Regions from separate parts of the Homo sapiens genome. Here region 1 is linked to region 2. A link is a contact called in ENCODE Hi-C or POLR2A ChIA-PET data. All regions are on one chromosome and are shown on one strand. The core of a region is the stretch at or near the end of the contact, and the rest is flanking DNA. Distances in the headings are between cores, read along the strand shown. Region 1 overlaps DCDC2 (doublecortin domain containing 2). Region 2 overlaps DCDC2 (doublecortin domain containing 2).

Evidence for each region. Hi-C counts contacts between places; a loop is a spot of excess contacts on that map. ChIA-PET counts read pairs that join two places held with the same protein, here RNA polymerase II (POLR2A). Pooled maps may share reads with other maps.
Region 1: a loop to region 2 is called in a map of PC-9, with 7 times the contacts of the local background. The contact joins two enhancer-like sites. A Hi-C loop is called at or near these places in 4 of 168 maps with a recorded cell type or tissue (Caco-2, Calu3, HepG2 and 1 more) and 2 of 50 pooled maps. POLR2A ChIA-PET finds 5 or more read pairs at or near these places in 3 of 52 experiments (A673, Caco-2 and HepG2).

What each region holds. Positions count from the first base shown.
Region 1 is chr6:24,331,201-24,336,525 of GRCh38, reverse strand. All of the region lies in intron 2 of DCDC2 (doublecortin domain containing 2), which reads left to right. Among named protein-coding and RNA genes, the nearest start is that of KAAG1, 23 kb to the left of the region's middle. Within about 2 kb of position 4,070, at least 3 of the 41 ENCODE cell types and tissues checked have a DNase peak (open chromatin) inside an H3K27ac peak, as active enhancers do.
Region 2 is chr6:24,280,315-24,285,643 of GRCh38, reverse strand. All of the region lies in intron 6 of DCDC2 (doublecortin domain containing 2), which reads left to right. Among named protein-coding and RNA genes, the nearest start is that of KAAG1, 74 kb to the left of the region's middle. Within about 2 kb of position 2,248, at least 4 of the 41 ENCODE cell types and tissues checked have a DNase peak (open chromatin) inside an H3K27ac peak, as active enhancers do.

The sequences.
Region 1 (5,325 bases), core at 2,821-5,320, 49 kb before region 2:
GATCATTATTATATAAATATATGAAAAGGAAAATATTTCAGCAAATAAAATAGCACATAATATACTTCTATGTGTGACTGGATCTTGGAATTGTTCTTCACATGTTTAGGGTTTGCATAATTTCACAAAGACTGAGAGATACAGAGAGAGTAAAATACACTGTGAATTAGCCAAGAGTTTTCCTTGCAATAAGTGGAAAAAAAAAGAAGTCTCTGCTTCATTTTAGCAGAAAAAGAATTTTTGAAAATATGTTAAATATCCTTCAAAATCTCTGGTGGGGCTGGAGAACTACGTTGAGAGAATAAGCAGCCAGGAAATCAAGACAGCCAGAACCCAGATTACACTATGTCACCAGGACCAAGCCATTAAAGACAGTCCTGCCACCACCATTGAACAGTGGAGACATTCAGATTTTTAGGCTACTGCCCCCAACTTTTGACAGTGGATATTGTAAATACTTCCTCTAGAACCTGGATTTGGTTGCTGTTGATGGCATGATTATACCTTCTTTGCTTTGTTGGTCCATCAGTACTGGCGTAAAAGCCTGGGTGGGACTACTGGGCCAAGCTAGGTGATATGGTTTGGCTCTGTGTCCCCACCCAAATCTCGTTGTAATCCCCATAATCCTCACATGTGGAGGGTGGGACCAGGTAGGAGGTGATTGGATCATGGGGGCAGTTTCCCCCATGCTGTTCTACTCATAGTGAATATGTTCTCACGAGATCTAATGGTTTTGTAAGGCAGTTTTCCTTGCTCTTGCTAACTCTCCTGCCACCACGTGAAGAAGGTCGTTGCCTGCTTCCCCTTCTGCCATGATTGTAAGTTTCCTGAGTCCTCCCAGCCATGCAGAACTGTGAGTTAATTAAACCTCCTTTGTTTACAAATTACCTAGTTTTGGGTAGTATCTTTATAGCAGTATGAAAACAGACAAATACAGTGGGCTTGGCTGCAATAGGCTGACAAAGTGAACATCTGGCCTTTTTACCTTCTGTGGGTGGTGGTGGGATCTGCTTCCCTGCCAGACACATATGGTTGGAATTCTATTCAAATAGAAAACGCATTCAGATGCTGGAAAGCTGAAATATGACAAATACTTACTATACATCCTTTGATGGTCGAATAACCACATATCTTTTGTTTCTGCCAAAATTAATGCCGCTAATTCTAATGCTTTTGAAAATACACTCCTCCTCTTCAGGAGGAGGCAACCTCAAGTCTCTTTAGTTATCGCATCCTATCTCACTTCTCACAGGGCACATTTGCCTGGTGAATGGCTTTGTGTGCTTTGAAAAGACTTTGAGGAAGACTCAAAGCAGTTACTTGTGATATTATTGTAGGATCCTTCAGCAAAGTACCAGGTCTTCCCTTCAATTTTGGGGGCTGTCAGGTCTGGTAATTGACTGTGGGGTTGAGATGACTGATAGTTTACATCAGGCCACAGTTTACATGATCTAGCTATTTTTTGTTACACAAATCAAGTAGAGGGTTGTACAAGTCTTTTAATCTTGGGAATCTCGTGATCATTTAGTCACCATCATAAAATCCATTGATTGTGGTTACCATGTTTGCTGTGCCGCCCTCTTGTGACTGCTCTGCCTGCTTTGTCTCTGGAGAATAAGTGCTGTTTTTCTCCTTTTGCCACCCCAGGATCCTGATACATCACTGAAACCAGAAAGCCCGTTTCAAATGCAGCATCTTCCACCAGCATGTCTGGTCTAGGGAGAACAACAAGTAGAGTACTTTTAGAGTTGCTGGAGCAACATTCTTCACCAGTGTGTTTCTCAAGGCCTCGTTGAAGGGAGTGTGTTTGGGATCCTCACTTGAATTACATAGATAGAAGATTAGTGGGTGGGGTGCTCATGCCAAAGCTACTCCACAATTTCTGTTTCCTTTAGCCTTTGAATCCCTTTCTCTAAGTTACATGTTTACTGTAAACAGATAGTAAATAACTTAGGCTTTGCAGGCCATATAGTCACTGTGGTAACTACTCAACTCTGCTGTGGTAGCATGAAAGCAGCTATTGATGATTTGTGAGTGAATGGGTGTGTCTGTGTTCTAATAAAACTTTATTGGAAATCAGAAGATAGACAGAATTTGGCCCATAGGTCATAGTTTGCCAACCTCTGCTCTGAGTTACCTTGAAGAAAATTTGGCATCTTAACCTTATTTAATGAGGGCCACCGCAAGTCCTGGTTTTCGTCAACTAGCTAAGCAAAAACTCAGAGCTATCCAAGATAACATATTGTGTCCAGCATTTCCAGTAAGTATACCCATGATAAAAGAACAATACCTTTGTTTTTTTCATTTGACTCTCTATGTACAACCTTCAGAAGAGAATGATACTTTGTCCAATGTTAGTTCCAGCTAGTTTCCAGTGAAGACATTATCAGGGACTATGGAATTATTTAAAAACAAATTCCACTAATCATGCTTCAGAATTACTGTACTCCAATTAGCAATAACTACAAACTAGAAGCCGGTTTTGTTTGCAAGGGCTATCTTCCCTGCTCTATACCTGACTTTCCTCCTATGTTCCTTCTCCTCTCTTCACTTCCCACTATCCATTCCAGTTTTGAGAGTCATAAACCTTCCTTATTCTCACTGCTTAATCATGCCCATCAGTTATAACTCCTGTTTCTGAAATTCACCCTCTTCTCTCCACTTCTGCCACCTCTACCATCATAACCCAAGCTACTGTACACCTTGCCTGATTTGCCTCAGTAGTCTCCTACTGTGTCTCCTTGCACCCATTCAGCTTTTGCATTCTGTTTTATATTTTATTTCATCCAGAATATGGAAACACTAATCTGATCCTGTTACCATTGAGTTTAAAACTCATCAGTGACTTCCTGTTACTCTTAGCATAAAGATAAATGCCTTAAACTTAGCCTGCAAGACTTTACATCAATGTTTTTTGGACTTCAGTTCATGAATCTTCAGTACGTTGAAAATCAATTTAGGTAGTTGTGACAAATGTATACAAACATAAAATAGAACATATCAGGCTGCACTAGAGATAGCAAAGATAAGTACTGTTTTGTGAAATTGTGATTTTGGTTGCGTGTGTGTGTGTGAATTGGATTGGATTGCAACATAAGACGTATTTCTTACTTTGAGTTCTGGTCAATAGAAGTCTGAAAGATACTATGTGTGTTCTGGGGTCGTCATACCTTTCAGGATCCACAGTCTAACACTTCCTTTTGCTCTCTTTTCTCTGACCTTGCCACCGTCTTTCAAGAAGTGGAGTATGTTTTTTCTCTCTGGGAACCTGGATGGAACTTGGGACTACTTGGAAGAATAAAATGCAATGGAAGGGACATGGCATGACTTCTGGCCTTTCTTCTGTCCACAGCATACCTGTGCTACCTCTTATCTCAGGGCCTTTGCACATGGCTGTTCTCTTGAGTTTGGAACATTCTCCCTCATTCTTCTTTTTGCCTTTTTTGCTCATATTTACCCTAGCACCAGTGTCATTTCCTCAGGGAAGTCTTGTCTGATTTTCCTAACTAGGTCAGTTCCCCATTATTGATATACATCAGGCCTTTCTCCTTTGCAGCACTTGCTACAGCTGAATTTTACCTTTGTGGGGTTGCATAGCTGAAGTCTAACTCTCCTCCTAGATTGTAAACTCCAAGAGGTTAGATACCATGCCTGTTTATACTCATTTTTATACCAGCCCAGCATCAAACACAGTGTCTTGTGCACAGAAATATGTGTGTGTGTGTTTGTGTATTTAATGAATAGTAATCATGCTGTTTTCCTAATATATGAAAATGGCTGTAATGAGTTTTTGCTTTAAATACTACTGTTCTTTTATGTTTTAAATTGCTTAGTTTAAAAAAAACAAACAAACTGTTCCAATTATTAAGACAACATAGTGAGTCACCCCAAAACTTAGTACCGTAAAACTATGACTTATTCTGCACCTGGATTCCTGTGTGTCAGGAATTCAGGGAGGGTGCAGCAGAGATGCCTTTTCTTTGCTTCACGATGTCTGGAGCCTTAGCTGGAGATCTAAAAGCTGTAGGCTGGAACCATCTGAGGGCTGTTACACATGCATGAGTGGTGACTAATGTTGGCTGTCATTGGGCCCTGGTTCCTCCTCTTCACCTGACTTTTCCATGTGGTCTCTTCTTGTGGGCTAGATTTTCCTTCCTTACAGAATGGTGGTGGAGTTCTAAGCTGGGAGCAGGAAAAAAGAGGGAGACTGCGAGGAAAAGATGCTTGGACATCACGCAGCATCACTCCTATTGCATTTATTCTTCCAGGCAGTCCGAAGTCATATCCCGGTTTTCGGGGAGGGGAAATAGATTCCATCTCTTGATGGGAAGTGGCAAAATTATAAAAAAGAATGTGAGCCAGAAATATTGCTGTGGCCATTTTTGGAAAATACAGTCTCCCACACTGGGAATGTATTTCAATTACAATTCATTTAGATATGTAGCTACCGCATGCCTTTAGATGTCAGTATATTTGATGGTTACTTTGTGAATTTCACACAGGGTCTCTTCCTTTCCAAATCTCTTATTTTTTAGCCTCCTGAAATGAAGAACTGATTTTTCACCTAATTGCTTTCAGAATTAAATACACTTAAAAAATAGTTGTGCAACATGTTTATTCCAATCTATACATAATTTCTCCTTCTTGGTTTTCTGGTTGCTGAGGAAGCAACACTTTCTTTTGGAAATTTTTTCCTGTGGAGGATTACCAATATTGGAAAAAGAATATGAAGAAGCTACTGAGTTTGATCTCCTGAAATATAATCTGTCATCAGAATCAAGTAGAAATATGTTATTACATGTACAATTTAGTCTGAGAAATCTGTATACTCACATGCAGATAATCTAAAAGAAGTTACTTTATATAATTATAAAAAATACTTAAAAGCATTTAGATATTGCTGAGTATATCCAAATATTTCTGACGAGATTCAAATATCTATTTAGATATAATAAAGGTTAATTCTAAATATAATTATTCAATAACTTTTGTACTTTAGTATCGCATATCAAATAAAGGATTAGATTTAAAATATTACCATTTTGTATATAATATACGACCCATTCTAGTCCATATCATCTATTCCTGTCCTAGCTACTCAGGAGGCAAAGGCAGGAAGATCGCTTAAGGCCAAGAGATCAAGGTTGCAGTGAGCTGTGATTGTGCTACTGAACTCTAGCCTGGGTGACAGAGCAAGACTCTGTCTCTGAATTAAAAAAAAAAAAAGGTATATATAGACAACTTAAAAAACTTCAAACTAAGAATTAACTTTTATTTATTAACACTGTATAAGCAATGGCTCAATGCACTTTAAAGGGTTGAGTA
Region 2 (5,329 bases), core at 999-3,498:
TTAGACTGTGCTGTGAATACTGTGATACATCAATGTCATCACATCAATTCATCTGATGATTGAATTTTCCAGGTGTATGGCACAGTAGTAAGCCCCAGGGATACAGCAATGAGCGCAAAGATCTGATGCTCTCTCTGATACTCGTGGTCTACTTGAGTAGACAAAAGTGAAACAAGCGATTCCATTAATCAATGGATACTTATGAAGTATAAAAATGAAAGAAAAGTGCACAGTAATATGAAAGACAATAAAAGAAAAACACATTTAGATAGGTGTGTCAGGGGAGGCCTCATGGAGGAAGTGACGTTAAGCAAAGACTCAGTTATAAGGTATATTTGCATCCCATAGAAAGCAAAGTTGTCAAACGTAGTTCCATGCTATGACTTAGAAAAATAAAATGATAGCAGAGTTTGTCCCTCTTTCCACAGTGTTCCCGTAGCACCCTGTATTCATCCACTCCATCCGTCATCCATTCCAAACATACTCACTGAGCTCCTACTAAGTGCCAGGAACTGTAGGCACTGAGCGTATAGTGGTAGATAGATGAGGACTTAGATTTATGGTGCTTTCATTCTAGTGTGTGTGTGTGCATGTATGTGTGTGTGGGGGGGAGGGTATGGATGGGATGAATGGGAGTAGACAGACGATCAACTAGTAAACAAATGTACAAATAGTTTCAAATGGTGATAAATGCTATGGGGAAAATAAAATGTAGCAGGGCATTGATTTATATAAAATTGTCTGAAACTGAGACCTTAATGATATCTAACACAGCCAATTGTGCCAGGGATGAGGCCGGGGAAGAAGAGCATCCAAGGCAGAGGAAACAAAGTCACACAGGCCCTTGCTAAAGAGCCTGGCATGTGAGGAGGGCAGAAAGAAGGCCGTGAATGAAATCGGAGAGGCAGGCAGGGCTCAATCATATAGGCATGCAAAGAGTTTGGATTTTATTTCTTGATGGGGTGCCATTTGAGGGTTATAGGGAGGGAGTGATATAATTTGCTTCAAAAAAAATTTTTTTTTTTTTTTTTTTGAGACAGAGTCTCACTCTGTTGCCCAGGCTGGAGTGCAGTGGCATGATCTCGGCTCACTGCAACCTCTGCCCCACGGGTTCAAGCAATTCCCTGCCTCAGCCTCCCGAGTAGCTGGGATTACAGGCGCCCGCCACCATGCCTGGCTAATTTTTGTATTTTTTTTTTTAGTAGAGACGGGGTTTCACCATCTTGGCAAGGCTGGTCTTGAACTCCTGACCTCATGATCCACCTGCCTCGGCCTCTCAAAGTGTTGGGATGAGAGGCGTGAGCCACCACGCCTGGCCTGCTTTACATTTTTAAGTGCTCATTCTGGCTGTGGTATCTCTAGAGAAATGGTTTGGGGCAAGAATAGAAGCAGGAGGCAGTGGGACACGTACAGGTATGTGATATAGGTGAGTCCGCTAGGTGGCCGCAGTGGGGGCGGACATCTATTATAACTCTTCTTTGAGTATATTGTCATTGACTGATTCGCTGATCCAACAACTATTTATTGAGTTCATATGATGTCCTGGGACTGTTCTGGTGCTTCAGGGCCCAGAGATTCTGAAGTACTAAATGCACGGAGGTTACATTCCAGAAACAAATGCACAATACGTGTGATATACACCAGGGATAAACATGAATAAAAATACATGAAGACATGGGAAGAGGAAGTGAGAGAGGGTGCTATTTCAGCTGGGTGGTTGGAAAGGCCTCTTTCAGGAGGTCACGTTTGAGTAGAGGAGAATAACCCCTGGCACAGTGCCCAGTGCCTGGTAGGTTCTCACAAACTCGGCTTAGGCAGTGTGTGAATGTTTGGCATTGAGCCACACAGAACTTCCTATGCCAGTAAATCCAAAGTCACAAGCTCGATTTTTAACAGGATTAATTTACTCCTTTCCTTTAATGAATTGGTTCCCAGGAGAATGCATGCATTTTATAGATCATTAGCTGCCTGGCACTGCGAGGAGGGGTGTGAGTGAAGGGGACTGTGTGGGGAGAGCTTAGCTTCTGGCTGTAGGAACCACTGCAAAATCCATGGGGAAAGCACCCTAAATTCATGATGCAAATCAAAGGGGACACAGAACTAGAGTTTTAGAAATTTATTTTTCCCTACATGGCTTTCTAGGAATTGCTCTTTTGCATATAGAAGGGAGTGTGGATGAGGGACTGGTAGAGCTTGAGAGAGAAAGAGAGAAAGCAGCTGCCATAGTGTACACAGGGACCCCTGCTGGTGCGTAACTGAGTTGGTCAGGGAGCCTGGGGAATGCCTTGTGCAAAGCAAGACAGACCAGAAGTCATTCCTTTTATAGCCTCAGTGCTGCGGGAGTCACAGAAATTAGCATGTTGAGAAAAATTTTAAGTTGTGATTCTAGCCTTAAAAACAAAAGGAAGATGTAAATAAATTATCTTAAATTCGCTGAGCTTGAAGAATAAACCCATCTGCAGAAGGCTGTTTTCTAGTGACAAGGTGACACCATGTAGAATCATAGCACCCTCTATCGGAAAAGACGAAAAAATTAGGAAAGTATTTGAAAGTGAAAGCCAACGACTAAATGATCTTTTGTTGTCCTTATTACCATTTGGCTTATACATCTTATGGTCAGTAGTTTACAGGATCAAATATTATGATTTCTACGGTTTTGACAAAAAAATTTCGTTATTATTCAAGTATCACAATGTCACTGTGAAGCAAGTTATACACATATTAAGATGAATTCCTTATACTCCAAAACTCCATTTTGCCATGGGGGAAACTGAGGCTGGTATAGGTAAAAGGGCTTCTTACTCTTGTCATCACCAGATATGCAGATGAGAGAAATGTCAGGTGCAGTCCCCGTCTAGTCCCTACCCCCCACCCCCAGCTTATAATGTCTCTGGGTGCACCCATGAAATACATCGTGAAGGCTGCTCACTGAGGCAAACCTCTCACGAAATTATTTTAAATTTGATGTTTTTTGGTCTATATGTTTTTGGCACATTTTCATGGGGACTGGAAATGAGTTTTTATGCTAATGAAAAAAACCTGAGTTGGTTGGATCTAGTTGGAAAGAGCCTAGGGAACTGTTTAAGAAGTATCCCAATCTTGGCCAGGTGTGGTGGCTCACGCCTGTAATCCCAGCACTTTGGGATGCCAAGTGGGGAGGATCATTTGAGGTCAGGAGTTTGAGAGCAGCCTGGCCAACATGGTGAAACCCCTTCTCTACTAAAAATACAAAAATTAGCCAGGTGTGGTGGCGGGTGCCTGTAATCCCAGCTAATCAGGAGGCTGAGGCAAGAGAATCACTTGAACCTGGGAGGCGGAGGTTGCAGTGAGCCAAGATAGCACCACTGCACTCTAGCCTGGGCAGTAGGGTGAGAGTCTCAAAAAAAAACAAAACAAAAAATATCCCAATCTTGGTAGAGTGAGGGATGATTGGAGGCTGTTTTAGGCTTTTTGTTTGTTTGAGCCAGAGATTTGGTATTCCTTTTGGATATACTGATATGCATGTGAGACAAAGGGCAGGACAGTGGTTGGAGTATCTCAAGGGGTCTAGTTTTTGCATAGGACACCCTGTCAAATTAGGCTGCTTCTTGATTTCTTCCACTTTGAGAAAAAGCCATAATTTGTTACTTCTGGGATGGCTGTTTTAGGGAACCATACTATGTAATAGGAGTTTTTAGTGCTTTGGACATTAGAAAGTTTCAGTGTAGTAGAAAAATCAGACCCTTAGAAAGTTAATTTATTTATCTATAAAATGGTGATAATAATACTTATCTATAAATTTGTTAAGTATTTGTGTTAATGTATATGTAGCATGTAAGGGACACCCAGTGATATCGTTTTATTTCTGGGATAGCTGTATGAGATAGCAAAACTCCCCTATCTCTTATGCTCTGCCAATAGCAATGACTATCTATGTATTTGAGTTACAAGTCACATGTGGAAGCCTTACAGAAAGAAAAAGCTCCCTCTCTCCCTTTGTCCTTTCCCCTCTCTAACTATGTATAATTTATGTAATTGTGTAAAACAAATATATGAATTATATGTGTATATAATTTATATATATAGTGTATTATGTATTTTCACATGAACACTTTAGATGAATCAACTTTTTTCTCTTCTCCCCCTTCACCCTCCTTTTTTTTTTTTTTTTTTTTTTCTTAAAAGCATTTAGCTGGGTGCAGTGACACATGCTTGTAATCCCAGCTATTGAGGAGGCTGAGGTAGGAGGATTGCTTGAGTCCAGGAATTTGAGGCCAGCCTGGGGAACATAGCAAGAGCCTATCTTTAAAAAAAAAAAAAGCATTTCAATTATTTTAAATTTTCTAATTACAAAACAATTCTTTCCTGTCTTAGTTTAGTTTACTTTTTACTCACAAAGTTCCTGGAAAGTAGTTATTACTCAATAATTGAATGCATGAGTGTCAACTGCAAAATCTATGCATTATGTAGTGATTTGAATCAATTAGTCTTTCTTGATACTCCAAAATTACCCTTTTTCGAGTGTCTTTATCAGAAATTTGATAAATCGGAACTTTCCTGTCTATTCATAAACAAGAGTGGTGACTTAGAAAGACACGCACTCCAGAGTGGGGCTTCTGCGTCTCCCTTGTCGTGCCCCTTTGTGAGTAATGCTTTCCCCAGAGAACTGCAGAAAATGATCCTGCTGAGCTACAGGGTTTCCCATTCATTGGGTTCCATTCCAGTCCTTGCAAGTTCAACAGCATCTCAGAACATTCTAGTAAGCTTGCTAACGGCGTGTGAAAGGTTGATCTTCTCATCTAAAGCTTTTAAATTTTTAAAATCGACCATGTGCAGTGGCTCACACATGTAAATCCCAGCACTTTGGGAGGCTGAGGTGGGTGGATCACCTGAGGTCAGGAGTTCAAGATCAGCCTGGTCAACATGGTGAAACCCTGTCTCTACTAAAAATTCAAAAAAATTTACCTGGGTGTGGTGGTGTGCACCTATAATCCCAGCTACTTGGGAGGCTGAGGTAGGAGAATCTCTTGAACCTAGGTGGCGGAGGTTGCAGTGAGCCGAGATTGCACCACTTTACTCCAGCCTGGATGACAGAGTGAGATTCCATCTAAAAAAAAATAAATAAAATTTTAAAATCTTGGGATGAAAGACTCCATTGAGAATAAAAGGGACTATGAGACTTGGCTGATGCTTTTGGAACTTCTGCTATAATCGTATATTTCTTCTGCCAGACAGTTTATGGCAGAGCTTAAGTTTCTCAAGAAAGAATCCTCAAAGAAAAGAAAAAAAAAAAAAACCCCTGGTTGCAGTGACCATAATAATTAAATGGAAACTGTATGTTTAAATTGCA